2 separate regions of the Homo sapiens genome follow, and region 1 is linked to region 2. A link is a loop called in an ENCODE intact Hi-C map of the cell type or tissue named here. Cell type or tissue: left ventricle myocardium inferior. All regions are shown on one strand. Region 1 overlaps STT3B (STT3 oligosaccharyltransferase complex catalytic subunit B). Region 2 overlaps OSBPL10 (oxysterol binding protein like 10).

What was found. Hi-C counts contacts between places; a loop is a spot of excess contacts. Peaks named below come from ENCODE experiments on the same cell type or tissue, not always from the same donor. Only the 100,000 strongest peaks of a DNase experiment are listed, where the experiment ranks them.
Region 1: a loop joins it to region 2, with 2.2 times the contacts of the local background. A loop is called at or near these places in 44 of 110 quality-filtered maps.

The regions. Positions count from the first base shown.
Region 1 is chr3:31,606,072-31,614,071 of GRCh38, reverse strand. All of the region lies in intron 5 of STT3B (STT3 oligosaccharyltransferase complex catalytic subunit B), which reads right to left. Among named protein-coding and RNA genes, the nearest start is that of STT3B, 77 kb to the right of the region's middle. In left ventricle myocardium inferior, a CTCF peak has its summit at 3,172 (motif pointing left); no DNase peak of the experiment used is centred here.
Region 2 is chr3:31,750,140-31,758,139 of GRCh38, reverse strand. All of the region lies in intron 4 of OSBPL10 (oxysterol binding protein like 10), which reads left to right. Among named protein-coding and RNA genes, the nearest start is that of OSBPL10-AS1, 50 kb to the right of the region's middle. In left ventricle myocardium inferior, no CTCF peak of the experiment used is centred here; no DNase peak of the experiment used is centred here.

The sequences.
Region 1 (8,000 bases), 140 kb after region 2:
CCATCTAGAGAAGGAAGTTAGGGGCTACTGGTTCAAATATTAAGTTGCCTCACAATCTATATGATAAGAGATGACCACAGTGTTAGGAAGACAGTAAGAAGCTCATAAATTTAATAGGAAGGACCAAAGTAAGTAAAGTTTCCACTGACCTCAAGCTAATGGAGGACCAGATGTCTAGAAGACAACAGACATAATCCATCAGATAACGTTCTTTCCAAACACATTAATGTTGGAATGGAATTACCCTCTATGACGTACCCAAACCCAAATGTAATCAAAGTTAAACAAAAATTTCCCCGTCACATGACCCGAAATGTCTACAAATTATTTTTTTAAACAAATCAGCCTGTTGAAGCCCTGATAAAGGAGAGTCACAGAGGCAGGAAAGAGAGAGAAAAAAAAAAGAACCATGCATACTAAAGTATAAAGAAAATTAAAAACTGAGAAGAAGATCACTATGTAATCTTACAACTACTTAACAGCAAAAGCTTCAGTTTCCTCACTATAGAATGTGGGTTGGACAAGATTTGTAGATCCCTCCCAACAATTATAAACTAAGATTCTATGATCAACAGGCCTTTCAGATATCCAGAGCTGAGAAGTCAAATCCTAGACAAACACTGAACACACAAAGGCACAACTAGAAACTGACTAGGCCTGAGAAAACCTTATGTCATTTATGTTTTTATTATAGCTAAGTCCACTTATGTTGAAACACGACAATCACTTCTGAAGCTGGATTTCTTTCTTCTAAGTACAAATAAACACTGAATGCTGTAACACTGCCACAGAATTTAGGTTTAATATAAGAAATGATACAAACTGAATGAAAAAGCCTTCTTAAAAAAATTGAGGTGAAAGTCACATGACATAACCATTTTAAAGAGAACAAATTCAGGGATATTGAGTACACGCATAAGGTTGTGCAACCACTACCCCTCTATAGTCCTAAAGAATTTTCATTACCCCAAAACAAAACCCTACACTCACTAAGCTCTTACTACTCCACATTCTGTCCTATTTCCAGCCCATGGTAACCACAAATCTGCATCTGTCTGTATGGATAATTGGTTCAATTGCAAAGGTAATAGATGTTGTTTTTGTCTTAAAGTAAAAAGTGAAAAAGTTTCCACCCTATTTATTTCCCTCTAAGTCACATTCTCCAGAAATAATCACTAGCAGGTATATGGGTACACAAATACATATTCATAGTCATATTCATACTTTCTCTTCAAATGGAGCCACACTTTGCTTGACAATGTAAAAATTTTAGCAATCATGTTTGGTAACTACAGATGAAGTTTCATCTTAGACATTTGCTCAAATTCATTTCCAGGCGTATTTGAAAAGAGGAGACCCGATAATACTCTCAATTCAGCACTTCCCTGCAACTTCTCAGAGATATTTACTATCATTAGTAAAGTAGAAAACATTTTATACAGAAGCAGATGCACTAGAGTTTAAGTTAATAATAAGAGTGATGGAGAGTTCAAGAAAAAGAAAATAGGAAATGAAAAAGCCCAGGTGGGACTTTAATTTGTATTATTTGGTAAACATAGGTTAATGCTAAAGATAAACTAATAGAAACAGACAAGTTTTCAACAGTATTTTACCTTGAAACTTCCTCTATCCCAATTAGTCTCATTCATACCCACTTACCAGCACCAATGGTACAAATCTGATAAACGTGGTATCTACAACAATCCAAACATAAGCATTTACTTTTAAGAGAACTGGACCCAAGTACCTATTTTTCACATTTTTTGGATCACTGAACCTGAGATGTTTACATATTGGAGGTATGTGTTTTATGTCATAACACTCTTCAGTGCACGGATAGACACAATTTGAATATCCCTTATCTAAAATGCTTGGGACTAGAAGTTTTTTGGATTTTTGGAATATTTGCATTATACTTAATAGCTGAGCATACCCAAACTGGTAATGCAAAACAGGAAACGCTCCAGTGAATATTTCCTTTGAGAATCATATTGGTGCTCAGAAAGTTTTGAATTTTCAAATTAGGAGTACTCAACTTGTACTTCCATTAAATAAAGTTGAAGATTGCTTGCCAGATAATATGTCAAATACAACAAATACCTTGCTTAATACTGACTGCTCTGCTTGAATTTGTAAAATTACACATATATTGCTATATCTCAATTTAAATCTCATTTACAAATCTACATTTTAAGACATAGAAAATAAGAAATTAGATACATCTGAGTAAAAAAAATGGTGAAGTAACTCAATTCTTAAAAATAAACACAATCTTGGCCAGGCATGATGGCTCACACCTGTAATCCTAGCACTTTAGGAGGCTGAGGCGGATGCATCACTTGAGGTTGGGAATTTGAGACCAGCCTGACCAACATGGAGAAACCCCGTCTCTACTAAAATTACAAAAATTAGCTGGGTGTGGTGGCGCGTGCCTGTAATCCCAGCTACTTGGGAGGCTGAGGCAGGAGAATCGTTTGAACTGGGGAGGCAGAGGTTGCAGTGAGCTGAAATCGCACTGCACTCCAGCCTGGGCAACAAAAGCGAAACTCCATCTCAAAATAAATAAAGAAACACAATCTCCACTGCAAAATGAAAACATACGCTTTTTGCCAGACTTTGTACTACAGCATCTAATATATGTTTAGAAATTACCTCTTCAATTTATGCATTTAAACATTAACTTGAGTATGGTCAATATATTCTAAAAACAGAAAATCCCATTAAGATCAATCCTACCCTCTAAGAGTCAGATAAATTGCTAAAAATCAGAGATGTAAACAAATAACCATAATATTAGGAAGAAAGGTCATGTGACATTTGGTGGGGGAAAGGCTCTATAAAACTTAAGATCTCTTCTTTTCTTGACATGGACTTCGAAGAGGTAATTAATGTCTGGTACTGTTCTCTAGTGTTTTCAGAAGACCTCAACAAGACAAACCCATAGCCATCATTCTCTACCAATTCTCCTTCCAATGAACTCTTTAAGAACCCTAACTAAACTACTATACCCATCTATTACAATTTTCTATCCATCCATGTAAACCTACTTTTCTTACCCTTTAAGTTAGAAGAATAAAGCATTCCATCAAAGTGGTGAGCTCTAAGGAAATACATGATACCAATAGTGTTGTAAATCATTTATTACATCATGAAAATGTTACCACACTGCCATCCTGTGGATGCACAGTTACTGGCATTCATTACTGGAGATGATAATTCCAATGTGTGAGAAAAATTCCACAAAAAATTACCATTAGAAAGATATGTATATACATATACACACACATATATTATTATTCTGTTTATTCTTAACCAAAGAAAATCTCTCATCTGGGACAGATAAGTAATAATCTCAACAGAACCTAAAGATGTCTACATTCTTGGAAATATTTTATATCCAAGGGTGGGACGAGACAGATATAGAGAAGAAATATACCATAGTCCTTGACTTAATGTGCTCAAGTGAATTATTCTAGAAAAGAAAAGGCACTGAAAAGTCTGACTCAAATTCAAATGAAATTTTAAGTATTGAAGAAGTTTGCTGTTCCCCAAAGCAATCTTTAAGTACCTTCTCTCTGATAAGGCATTGCAGCTTACATTGACAGTGCTCTTTACACTTTTAAGTTATTGTTATACTTCTTTTTATGTAAATAAAGTTAGAAAAGGTTATGCAAATACTATATTCCCATTAACTTTAACCCATGTTAAATCACATTAGCATTTTTGAATTGCTTTGCTCTCTCTCAACCAAAATAGTATTAGCCAAAACACACACAACGGGTAGATACTTTAAAATCCAACCAATTTTGCTTTATTATAAACAAATATGATTAAAGGCTTATGAAGGCTTTGAATACTAAAGATATTTTATTTCTTTGTAATCACTTCTGGTTACTGTGAACCCTGGTAGATATGCAGGATAAAGAATAGTAAGAAACATGGATTAAAGAATAAAACAACAAAAAAACACAAAACACTGATTCTTCTTGACCAGCAGAGAAATATATGATTAACTTAACAGGCATACATAATGATAAAAATCATTTCTCTTTTCCAAGGACAATGCTCATTATAAACTATGTTGAGAATGAATCACTGAAACTTATATTTTACAAACTCCAGACTTGTAAAAGCAGCAAGAAATTACTTACGTGTTCAAAACACTTCAGTAGAGATACTTAATCACAACATTTTTAAAACAGCAAGTGTGGCCGGGTGTGGTGGTTCACGCCTGTAATCCCAGAACTTTGGGAGTTAAAGACCAGCCTGCCCAACACGGTGAAACCCCATCTCCACTAAAAATACAAAAATTAGCCAGGTGTGGTGGCACATGCCTGTAGTCCCAGCCACTCAGGAGGCTGAGGCAGGAGAATTGCTTGAACCCAGGAGGCAGAGGTTGCAGTGAACCGAGATGGCACCACTGCACTCCAGCCTGAGTGACAGAGTGAGATTCTGTCTCAAAACAAAACAAAACAAAACAAAAAAACAAAAAAACAAACTCAGCAAGTGTATCTGGTACTGATAACTAAAATGAAAAAACAAATCTAAACAAAGTACATCTTGGTTTAAGTTCTACCCTGTGGGAACAATTCATTTAATTCTGGCAATGTTTAATGAAATAATATTAAAATATAGTGAAATTACAAAGGTACTGTATGTGTGGTGTGTTTGGAGACTATGAAAAACTCATGGAATATATAATTTTTATGTAACTTAAGAGGTGTTAGGTAATGATCCTCAGTAGCTTCTAGAGCTAAGTAGTGACTATACCTAACATATCAAGAAGTAGTAAAAGACAAATACCAGCAAATTTAATTCACTCATAAAGAAGAGAGTAAAACAAACAAAAAATAAAAAAAGATTTAAACTACAGGAAATCACAAATCCTGTTACCACAAGTCATGTTGCCACTAAAAACGTTTTGGTTCTTCTTAACACATCCTTTTCTTTCTTTTCTTGAGACAGAGTCTTTTTCTGTCGCCAGGCTGGAGTGCAGTGGCATGATCTCGGCTCACTGCGACCTCCGCCTCCCAGGTTCAAGCAACTCTCCTGCCTCGGCCTCCTGAGTAGCTGGGACTACAGGTGCATGCCACCAAGCCCAGCTAATTTTTGTATTTTTAGTAGAGATGGGGTTTCACCATGTTGGCCAGGATGGTCTCGATCTCTTGACCTCGTGATCCACCCAACTCAGCCTCCCAAAGTGCTGGGATTACAGGCGTGAGCCACTGCACCTGGCCAACACATCCTTTTCTTATTGTCGACTACTACTGTAGTAGGCTCCTAAATTCATTTAACTGATACCATGAAGAATCCATAACTACTTCTATGCAGGAGTTAATTCTTCTGGACTATGAAACACACATTTCTCAATGAGAAGAATAGACCTTTAAAGGAAATCTCACTCAGGTCTATTCTTCTAGATAATGGTTGGCCTGTAGAACATGAAGACTGTTTCTATTCACTGAAAGCCTTTTTGATCAGGCCAATGATTATTGCTACAACACAGGTGAGATCCTTGCTCTAAATATCCCGAGTTTTAATATAAGGAGATACTGGAGGACTAATCCTTGTGAACTACACAATGAGTCATATTAGCAGCATAGGTGGTGCAAGCAATACCATCTTCCCTTTGTGTTTGAACTTTCAGTTTCCCCCAACCCCAATAACCTCTAAAATATCCACTGGCAAAGCTGCAAAGAAGATCCATAAATATTGTAAACCGATCTAAGGAAAATCCCATCTCTTTCCCCCAATAACTAGCTTCAGTGCCTGTTACAACACTCATCTTGAAAACTCACTTTATGTAATCAACACTGAAACTTCTAATTTTAAATGAAAACCTATGGAAAAAATAGGGGCGGAGGAGTGTAGTTATTGTAGTCCCGTTTGCCTGTCTGCTCTTGGCTCACCTACCTTGAAGGTACAATAAACAGTAAAGGCAAAACAATTAATGCAAATAATAATATTGCATCTGTAGAAGATGGAATCTTGTCTTGATAAAACTTTATCTGCCACAAACATAAAACTGTACAGCCTCTTATTGTTTTCAATACCTTAGGATCAAAACCATCAAAACTACTTGTTTAATTACATACTGAATACCACTGTAAATACTGGGGTGTAATCCCAAATATTTTGTGGCAACAAAATGTAGCTATATTAAATAAAATGCTGCTGGGCACAGTGATTCACGCCTGTAATCCCAACACTTTGGAAGGCGGAGGTGGGAGGACCACTTCAGCCCAGGAGTTCGAGACCACCCTGGGCAACTTAATGAGATCCCCCTACCATTTCTACAAACAACAACAACCACAACAACCCCCCAAAAACAACAAAAAACAGGAAATCAACGTTTTATTTGCTATAAACCCTGTAGTATTTGACTTTTTCAACTATATACATTTATTCAATTATATAACACTTGGATCAGTCTGTTCTCATACTGCTGATAAAGACATACCTGAGACTAGGCAATTTACAAAGAAAAAGAGGTTTAATGCTCACAGTTCCATGTGGCTGAGGAGGCCTCACAATCAAGGTGGCATGCAAGAGAGAAATGAAAACCAAGCGAAAGGAGTTTCCCCTTACAAAACCATCAGATCTTGTGAGAGTTATTATGCACCACCAGGAGAACAGTATGGGGAAAACCACTCCCATGCATCATTTCCCACCGGGTCTCTCCCACAACATGTGGAAATTATGAGAACTACAATTCAAGATGAGATTTGGGTGGGGACACAGCCAAACCATACATTCTGCCCTGGCACCTCCCAAATCTCATGTCCTCACATTTCAAAACCAATCATGCCTTCCCAATAGTCCCCCAATAGTCCCAAGTCTTAACTCATTTCAGCATTAACACAAAAACCCACAGTCCAAAGTCTCATCCAAGACAAGGCAAATCCCTTCTGCCTATGAGCCTGTAAAATCAAAAGCAAGTTAGTTACTTCCTAGATACAATGGGGGTACAGGCACTCGATAAATACACCCAGCCCAAATGGGAGAAATGGGCCAAAATAAAGGCGCTGAAGGTCCCATGCAAGTCCAAAATCCAGCAGGGCAGTCAAATCTTAAAGCTCCAAAATGATCTCCCTTGACTCCATGTCTCACATCCAGGTCACGCTGATACAAGAGGTGGGTTTCCATGGTCTTGGGCAGCTCTGCCCCTGTGGCTTTACAGGGTACAGCCTCCCTCCTGGTTGCTTTCATGGGCTAGCATTGAGTGTCTGCAGCTTTTCTAGGCGCATGGTGCAAGCTGTCAGTGAATCTACCATTCTGAGGTCTGGAAGACGGTAGCTCTCTTCTCACAGCTCCACTTGGCAGTGCCCCAGTGGGGACTTTGTATGGGGGCTTCAAGCCCACATTTCCCTTCCACACTGCCCTAGCAAAGGTTCTCTTTGAGGGCCCCACCTCTCCAGCAAACTTCTGCCTGGACATCCAGGCATTTCCATACGTTCTTTGAAATCTAGGTGGAGGCTCCCAAACCTCAATTCTTGACTTCTGTGCACCTGCAAGCTCAACACCATGTGGAAGCTGCCGAGACTTACAGGTTGCAACCTCTGAAGCCATTGTCTGAACTGTACCTTAACCCCTTTTAGCCATGGCTAGAGCAGCTGGGACACAGGGCACCAAGTCCCTAGGCAAAACTCAGCAGGGAGGGTCCTGGGCCTGGCCCATGAAACCATGTTTTCCTTTAGGCCTCTGGACCTATGATGGGAGGGGCTGCTGCAAAGGTCTCTGACATGCCCTGGAGACATTTCCCCCACTGTCTTGGCATTAACAGTTGGCTCTTTGTTACTTACACATATTTCTGCAGCCTGCTTCAATTTCTCCTCAGAGAATGGGTTCTGCTTTTCTATTGCATTGTCAGGCTGCAAACTTCCCAAACTTTTATGCTCTGTTTCCCTTTTAAAAATGGAATGCTTTTTAACAGTACCCAAGTCACCTTTTGAATGCTTTGCTGCTTAAAAATTTCTTCCACCAGATAGCCTAAATCATCT
Region 2 (8,000 bases):
AGGGTGAGGGGAAGGCAGATTTTGGGGAGGTATCCAGGAAAAGTACTGTAAACATTAGTAAGTTTTGATATGCAGATTTTTAAGTTTGTGCCTTCTCCATTGATGAGGCTCTATAGTTTAGTCATCCTTATTATCTTCCTGGTTCAGAGAATGGAGACTTGCTTTATAAATGTAAATTTCCCTTACAAAAGGATAACTTCTTTGTTTTCAGAGCTGTTCTGGTGTCTGTAGTTTCTCAAAATAATCCTTATGCCAAAGAGGCATATTTTAGGGAGGCATATTCTGGTCTTCTATAATTATATTTTGGGGTGGTATATTTTTGGTCTTCTACAGCATATTCTGTTACACAATTCTGAAAATCTTTCTTCCACTTCACTATTTCCTTTAGCAAAAATTACATGAGAAAAACTGATAGAGATTGCTTTGAAGGAACTTTTGTTCTAAAGCCAAGACCTACTTTGTTTGGAGGAAAAGCTCTTATACATGCAATCATTAAAAGGAGATCTATGTTTATTGGTGTGGAAAGATGTCTGTGATGTGTTTCTTAGTTTACTAGTACTGCATTAACAAAGTACCACAGACAAAGTGTGTTAAACAACAGAAATTCATTGTCTCACAGTTGTGGAGGCTGGAAGTCCAAAATCAAGTCATTGGTAGAGTTGGTGCCTTCTGAGCACCATGAGAAAAGGATGTGTCGGCTTGTAGATGATCATCTTCTCCCCATGTCTTCACTGCTGGTCTTAAACTCCTGGCCTCAAGTGATCTTTCTGCCTCAGCCTCCCAAAGTGCTGGAATTTACAGGTATGAGCCACTATTCCTGGCCCAAATTTCCCCTTTTTATAAGAACACCAGTCATACCGGATTAGGGACCACCCTCAAGATCTTATTTATCTTGATTCCCTTTATAGAGAACCAATCTCCAAATAGGGTTCTATTCTAAGATACTGGGAATTAGGACTTCAGCATATGAATTTGGTGAAGGATACATTTCAATCATAAAAATATATTTTCCCCCTATTTTATTTAATTTTCACGGAAAAACCCTCATGTTTATTTGGTTAAACAAAAATAAGCTGCATAGGAACAATTTTAAAGTCCAGAGAGACACCAACTTTGTTTTAAGGCTGTAGCAGCTGTTACAGCATCTCCTTGCTACCTCCTCCAGCCTTCTCTGTGGACTACAGTGATACATTCAGAAGCCTGTTAGCTAACGCAGGAGTTTCTGAACACTTTTCCATTGGTTCTTCACCTGCTCATTGCCTGTCATGCCTGCGGCCTGCAATAGTAACATTTAAGATTTAAAATGTGAAAGCCAAGAGGAGGTTTCCCCCTATTTTAAAAGACATCGTTGTTATGAAAAATTTCAAATGTAAATACACTAGAGAAGATCATGTTGAATTTCCATGTCCCCATCAACAGCTTTAGCTACCCCCAAAGCCAATATTGTTTCATCCTTGCTCTTTTACCCCCATTGGGTTATTTTGAAGTATGTCCCAAGTGTTAGAGATGATACATTCTAAAGTGATCAAAGGTTATACAATTATATATAAGGGGTGATGTTTTTAAGATAAAATAATATACCTCTGTGTGTGTAGATATAAATTAAAAGAGTCAGAATAATACCAGAATGTTAACAGCACTTATCTCCAGGAAGTGGGATGACAGGTAACTTTACTTCCTTCTTTATAACTGTCTTTACTGTCTGATTCTGTTGGGATGGTTGTTGATGGAATGAGCCAGCCTTTTGTAATCGGAAAGCAAAACCAAAAAAGCTGGTTTCCAGATGGTGAGAATGGGTGGGCTGAGGGACAGTGGAAAGGAAGGAACCTTCTCATTGTTGTTTTCTGAGGCAGGAGATAGTTTTTTGCTTCTAGAATATATGAAAGAAATACGAGGAAGTCCACAGGAGCATGTGTCAGAGTGTAAAGGGCGCTGAAGTGGAGCCGGAGGACTAATGGTGAATTATGCCTTGCCAGGAAAGTGAAGCTGTGACTTTGGCAGAGTCATTCAGCTTCTCTGAACTCAGGTTTCCTGCCTGCCAAGAAGCAGACTTGACAGACCCGTACGATAAGTTGTGTTATGATCTCACATTTCTTGAGGATCTCAGTAACGGTTTCCTCCTAAGGAGTTTGTAAAGATAAAATTTGCATTTTATGTTTGTGCAGTGTGGTGTTACTATTGGGAGTGGTAAGGCAATGATTGTAGAAAAGCCAAAGGTGAAGAAATGACAGAAAGGAATCAGTTTCTTGGAACTGCAGAAGGCTTATCTCCCCCCATCTTCAGAAAGTGTCTTTTGAGTGTGTAGGTGCAATTCAGAATTTTGCATTTACCTTTTGCCCTCAACAGCATGGCCTGGTTTAGAGACAACACTGGAGATTTCTTGATACCAACTCAAACCATGGAAGGACCAGAAAAAGCTTTGGATGTTCTGGGTCTTTGGGTTGTCCTTTCAACCACTCTTTTGTTCCATCCCTCTCATCTCACATGATAAAGTGTCAAATTGTTGAACTTCAAAATGCCATTAGCCTGTCCTGCCTTCCAGGGGCAAGGGTGGACAGAAAAACCTGGGATCATGGCTTAAGTCACTTAGTGACGGTCAGCCTCAATAATGACACCATGAAGTCCAAAGCAAAGTAAGTATGAATCCAGAAAGCAGGTAAATATCTAGAAATAATGAATGCATCTCTTCTGCCAATTTCCTGAAAGGGAGAATAGATTCTATTACCAAAAAGATTAGTACAACTTCCAACCGGCCAGTTAGATCTGCTTATGAAGCAGTCTTCAACTTGGAAGTGGAAATAGGGTGTCTACACTTACACATCTTTGAAAGGAAAGCAGACTATTATACCGTTAGGCATAAAAAAATGACTTCGGGCCTGAGACTCCCCTCCTACCCAGAGTTGGGGGCAAGGTGCAGCTATGGGCATGAGCAAGGGTAATCCTGCTCCCATCCTGGAAGGCTGGAAACTCCATTCTTTCGACTAGAGGCACCAGTCAGAGGTCTGGGGAAGCTCTTTCTGTCCCCTTTGGTAACACTAACAGGGACCAGTAGAGGCTCCAGAGGCAGGAGATGAAGCAAGCAAATCAAAATAGTACCACAATGGCTCTGAAATGAGATTGTCATTGGAACCACAGCCCATACAAGCAGGCCAGGACCTATGTTCTAAACTTAAACATGAGACTTCCAGCCTAAAAAAGAAAAAAAGCAAATGGGACCCAGAGTCCCCTAACATAATAACCAAAATATCTAGGGTAGAGTTGAAAATCATCAGTCATATCAAGAACCAGGACAATCACAACATGAGTGAGAAAAGATCTTATCTGACACCGAAACTGAGAGTGAATAAAAATATTAGTTTCACTGGAAAACAGCCATGCCCATTTGTTTATTCATTGCCTCTGGCTGCTTTCAAGCTACAGTGACAGAGTTGAGTAGTTGCCACAGAGAACATACGGTCTGCAAAACCTAAAGTGTTTACCATGTGGCCCTTTACAGAAGTCTGCAGACTCCTGCAGTAAGCTCATTGACGACCTAGTGGTCACTGTTTTTGAGATCCTGCCGCCTGTTTACCTTTTGTTTGTTTGTTTGTTTCCTTTGGTTTATAGTATACAGTGTGATATTTCTTATATTGGTTTCTCCCTTCTCTTTCTGTGTCTTTTCCTTTCTTCTTTTTCTTTGTAACATTGTCATCTGTTTAGCCAGCACCCTCTCTCCACTGGAGCTGGATCCCTCTTCCTTCCGCTCATCTTGTCCGTTATTGCCACCGTCACTCTCTTAGCCCTACTGAGAGAAATGTGTTTTTGGAAGTTCTGTACACTAGTTGGGGGTTTTCTTTCTCCACTCACTAAAACAGGCTTAACAGATACTTGGCAGTCACGAACTGTTTGGGACTGGCCTACACAGGATTGTGTTTGTGGGTATGAGGAGCAGTGTCCCCAGGGGCTCAGGACCTTGCCTAAAGGGAACGCTTGGAGGGCTATCATTTTAGGTGTATGTTGTGCCAGGAGGTGTAGAACAAGAGACATAGGCTGGGAATTAAAGGGCGAAGGTAGAATGTCAGGTAGAAAAAGTCGGCAGCTCATTGAGAGAAGACAAAATTGTTCAGGTGTGAGACCAGGACTGACTGTGCCCCAACACTCAGATGTTTGGAGAAGGGGGTTGTGGATTGGAAAGCCAGCTCTCCACATATCAACTTACAATTTGTTAATAAAACAAGGCTGACTTTATTGTTTGCCACTGTGAGGAAGAACACCACCTCCACAGGGCACTGGCTCTGTCTCCAAGCGGGGAAGGCAAGGTCAGAATTTATCAAGAACTGGAAGTTTGGTATACAATGTGGAGACTTGATTAGGATTAAGATTAAGAATCAAGATTTAACAGTTCAGAATTAGTGAAAACAACAAGGCAAGGATTTTGAGGCAAGGCATTCAAAGACTTTTAGAGGGCAGAGTGTTGATGGTTTTTATTAAAGCGTTGATGAACATTTGGGGAAGTTCCTGTAATGAATCATCAAACCATTTCTGGGATGGAGTCCCCTGGAAAATTAAAGTATTGCTCCTGAGAGTAGTGGAATAGGATAATAAAGCAGCCATGTTAAGGCAGACAGTAAGCTGTTTGTGTGTGTGTGTGGTTTTGGTTTAATGATCCATAAAGCGGCCGGGCATGGTGGGTAACACTTGTAATCCCAGCACTTTGTGAGGCTGCGGCGGGCAGATCACCTGAGGTCAGGAGTTCGAGACCAGCCTGACCAGCATGGAGAAACCCTGTCTCTACTAAACATACAAAATTAGCCGGGCGTGGTGGTGCATACCTGTAATCCCAGCTAGGCTGAATCAGGAGAATCACTTAAACCCAGGAGGCGAGGCGGAAGTTGCGGTGAGCTGAGGTCAAGCTATTGTACTCCAGCCTGGTCAATAAAGATTGAAACTCTGTCTAAAAAAAAAAAAAAAAAAATCCTTGAAGCACAGCTTTAAAGCTTAGGTGAGGACATTGGCCAAGTGAAAAAGTGCCTACGTTAACCAAGGACTGATCCCCTGACTCAGAGGGGAACTTAGCAGGGACTCAGGAATTCCACCAGACTGAAGAGAAATGCCAAACCAAGGCCATCTTGTATGTGGCATCAAATTGTATGGTCTCCTTCCAAGCCAGACAGATTGAGTAATTGAAGGCACTGGGGCACCGGTTGAGGCTCTGCCAACAAGACAAGCAGCTTTGGTTCCTTTAGGATTAGGAATGTTTGTTTAGGAGCTGCTTCATGCTGAGCTTTTGGAGAGTAATGGAGGAGTGACTGAAGTTGTCAAATTTGTTGACACCTGACCCATCAGGATTGGACTTTGCAGGTGCCTCTGAAACTGCACAGGGTTTACAGCTCAGAAAAATCCGAAGCAGTCAAGACAAATGAGGCCCTTATCTTCTTGCTGTCTCCCGCAGCCCTTGCTTTACCCAGATTTAAACTTGTTGAGCTAGATATCATTGGTTTTTGATCTTTGCATCTTCGTTTCAGCTTTTTTGACTTGTTTTTTTCTTCTTCTGCAGCCACTGATGCTATTAACATTAACTCCTATGATTTGATTTTGTAACGCATGTGTTATTGTTTATAGTGCAAGAAACAGGCCATAGAATTTTTATTCCCTCTCTGACAAGTTTCTTATCTGTGAAGTTCAACTTGACCTACGTTTCATCTCTTTTACAACCTCAGAGTTGATATTTTCAGGTGATTGTATCTCTGAAATTTAATTTGGGGCTCTGTTTTTGTGCCCATGTTACAACATCATGATGCCTTGATCGTGGAAGCTAAATTCCAGAAAGAAATGAAATTTGTGCTTTTTGTTTGTTTGTTTTTAAACAATCATGGATGATTAATGTTGGTGTGCCTTGGAGGAAGTATTTGGGGTTATAATTTGAAACTTCGTAATTAAAGTAAATGGTTCAACATTTTCTTAAAGGCTGGGAGATCTAGGTGAGTCTGTTTGTTGATGGTTGGGCTTTGCTCCTTTGTTGATAAGCTGGTAGGCACCTTGAAGGGGAGAAGGAACCCTCTTTAAGAATTTGCTGTTGATATTTTTGGTGCATTCAGCCTTTCGGTACCACATTTATCTTCTCACATGTGCCCTTAATTAAAATGAGAGAGAGATGGACATAGCTAAAACTTGTTCTTCGGAAGTCTGATGAAGAGTCTTCATCAGTGCCTCCCAGTCTTAGCAAGTGTTGGAGCAGTAATAACTGTGATGCACAGCTCCAAGGCTAGAAATCCTACATTTCTTTCAGGGTTCATTCAACTTCTTTTGGATTCTGATGAAGCTAACGTAAAGTGAAGATTGGCATTGATTGTGTCATTAAAGACTAGAGTTCTGTTTCACATCTCATGGAAAATGAGAAGAAAACGAATCTTTAGGAGGTGTCTACTGTGTGCCAATCACTGTAAAGCTTGTATTATTTTTAGCATTCAGTTTCTCAAGAAAGAAGTCAAAAGCCATGAGGTGCCTGGTTACTGATGTGTCTCTAGCAAAGGGTTACTCAAGGGGCACTGTTAGCATTTTAAACGGCAGTGTTCTTTGTTGTACAGGACTGTGCCCTGATTCAAGAGACATTTAGCACTCCTGGGCTCTATGCTTTCAGTGCCGTAGTTCTTCCCCAGCCATCGTAACTGCCAAACCCCACTGCCTTTAAAGGCTACCTGCCGTTGCTATTGGCAATCGGCTCTCAGTAAATACGGATGAATACTTTTTATTTTTATTTTATTTTATTTTATTTTATTTTATTTGTTTGTTTGTTTGTTTATTTATTTATTTTGAGACAAGGTCTCACTCTGTCGCCCAGACTGGAGTGTAGCGGTGTGGTCACAGATCACTGCAGCCCCACCCCCTGGGCTCAAGAGATCCTCCCATCTCAGCCTCCTGAGTAGCTAGGACCACAGGTGCACCACCATGCCTGTCTAACTTTGTTTTTTGTTGTTGTTTTGTTGTTGTTGTTTGTTTGTTTTTGTTGTTTTTTTTGGTAGGGATGTGGTTTTGTTATGTTGGCCAGGCTGGTCTCAAACTCCTGGCCTCAAGTGATCTGCCCTCCTTGGCCTCCCAAAGTGCTGGGATTACAGGCGTGAACCACCACGCCTGGCCTGAATGCTTTTTTAGAGAGCTAGTATGTGGATTTCATCTCTGAGCACGTGCATCTGTTGTAATAGAGAAGAATATTCTCTAAGCCGGTTTCGTGTTTTTATTATCTAAGATTTTCATAATGTCTTCTGTTTATGAAATAATAATTATCCTATACTGTATAATTGGAATATAGTTCTTTTTGTTGATTAGAAATGAGTATATACCGTATAGTTTATGGCTTGATTTTATTCACCTTTTCTCTTAAGGTGAATAAAATCTTAAGATTATGGCATCATTCATAATAATAAAAACATAATGCATCATGTTTCATCATGATTTCTTCTTTCTTTTCAGTGCATTTTTCTAAGACAGGATTTTATGGTAGGAATTTACAGAAATGCTGACTACAAATAGCTCGAAATCCATTTCTCCCTGTTAGCATTTATACATACAAATGTCAGAGAATACATAGACGTTTTATCTTGTTTGAAGTTAAATTTAACTAGTTGGCAGTACTTCTTGGCAAACTGATAATGGAGGTATTATCTGTTACTAAATCTTCAGCCATATTATGTTCATCAAGTATTCTGTAGAGTGTCATAAATGGATTCTCTTGCACTTCTGTGAGAGGAGGGAAACTTGGATTCATTCATTCAATAGGTAGGTACTTACAGTACTTGGGATACATCAGCAGACAACACAGATAATGATTCCTGCTTGCACACTAGCATAAATGAATATAATAAGGAAATTACAAGTTAGTTTGGAAGGAGGTAAATGCTGTGGAGAATAATGAGGTTGGTAAGGAAGATAGGTGTGCCTGGGATTGGGCTGGAGGTGCAATTTTTATTTTTTATTTTTTGGAGACTGAGTCTTGCTCTGTCGCCCAGGCTGGAGTGCAGTGG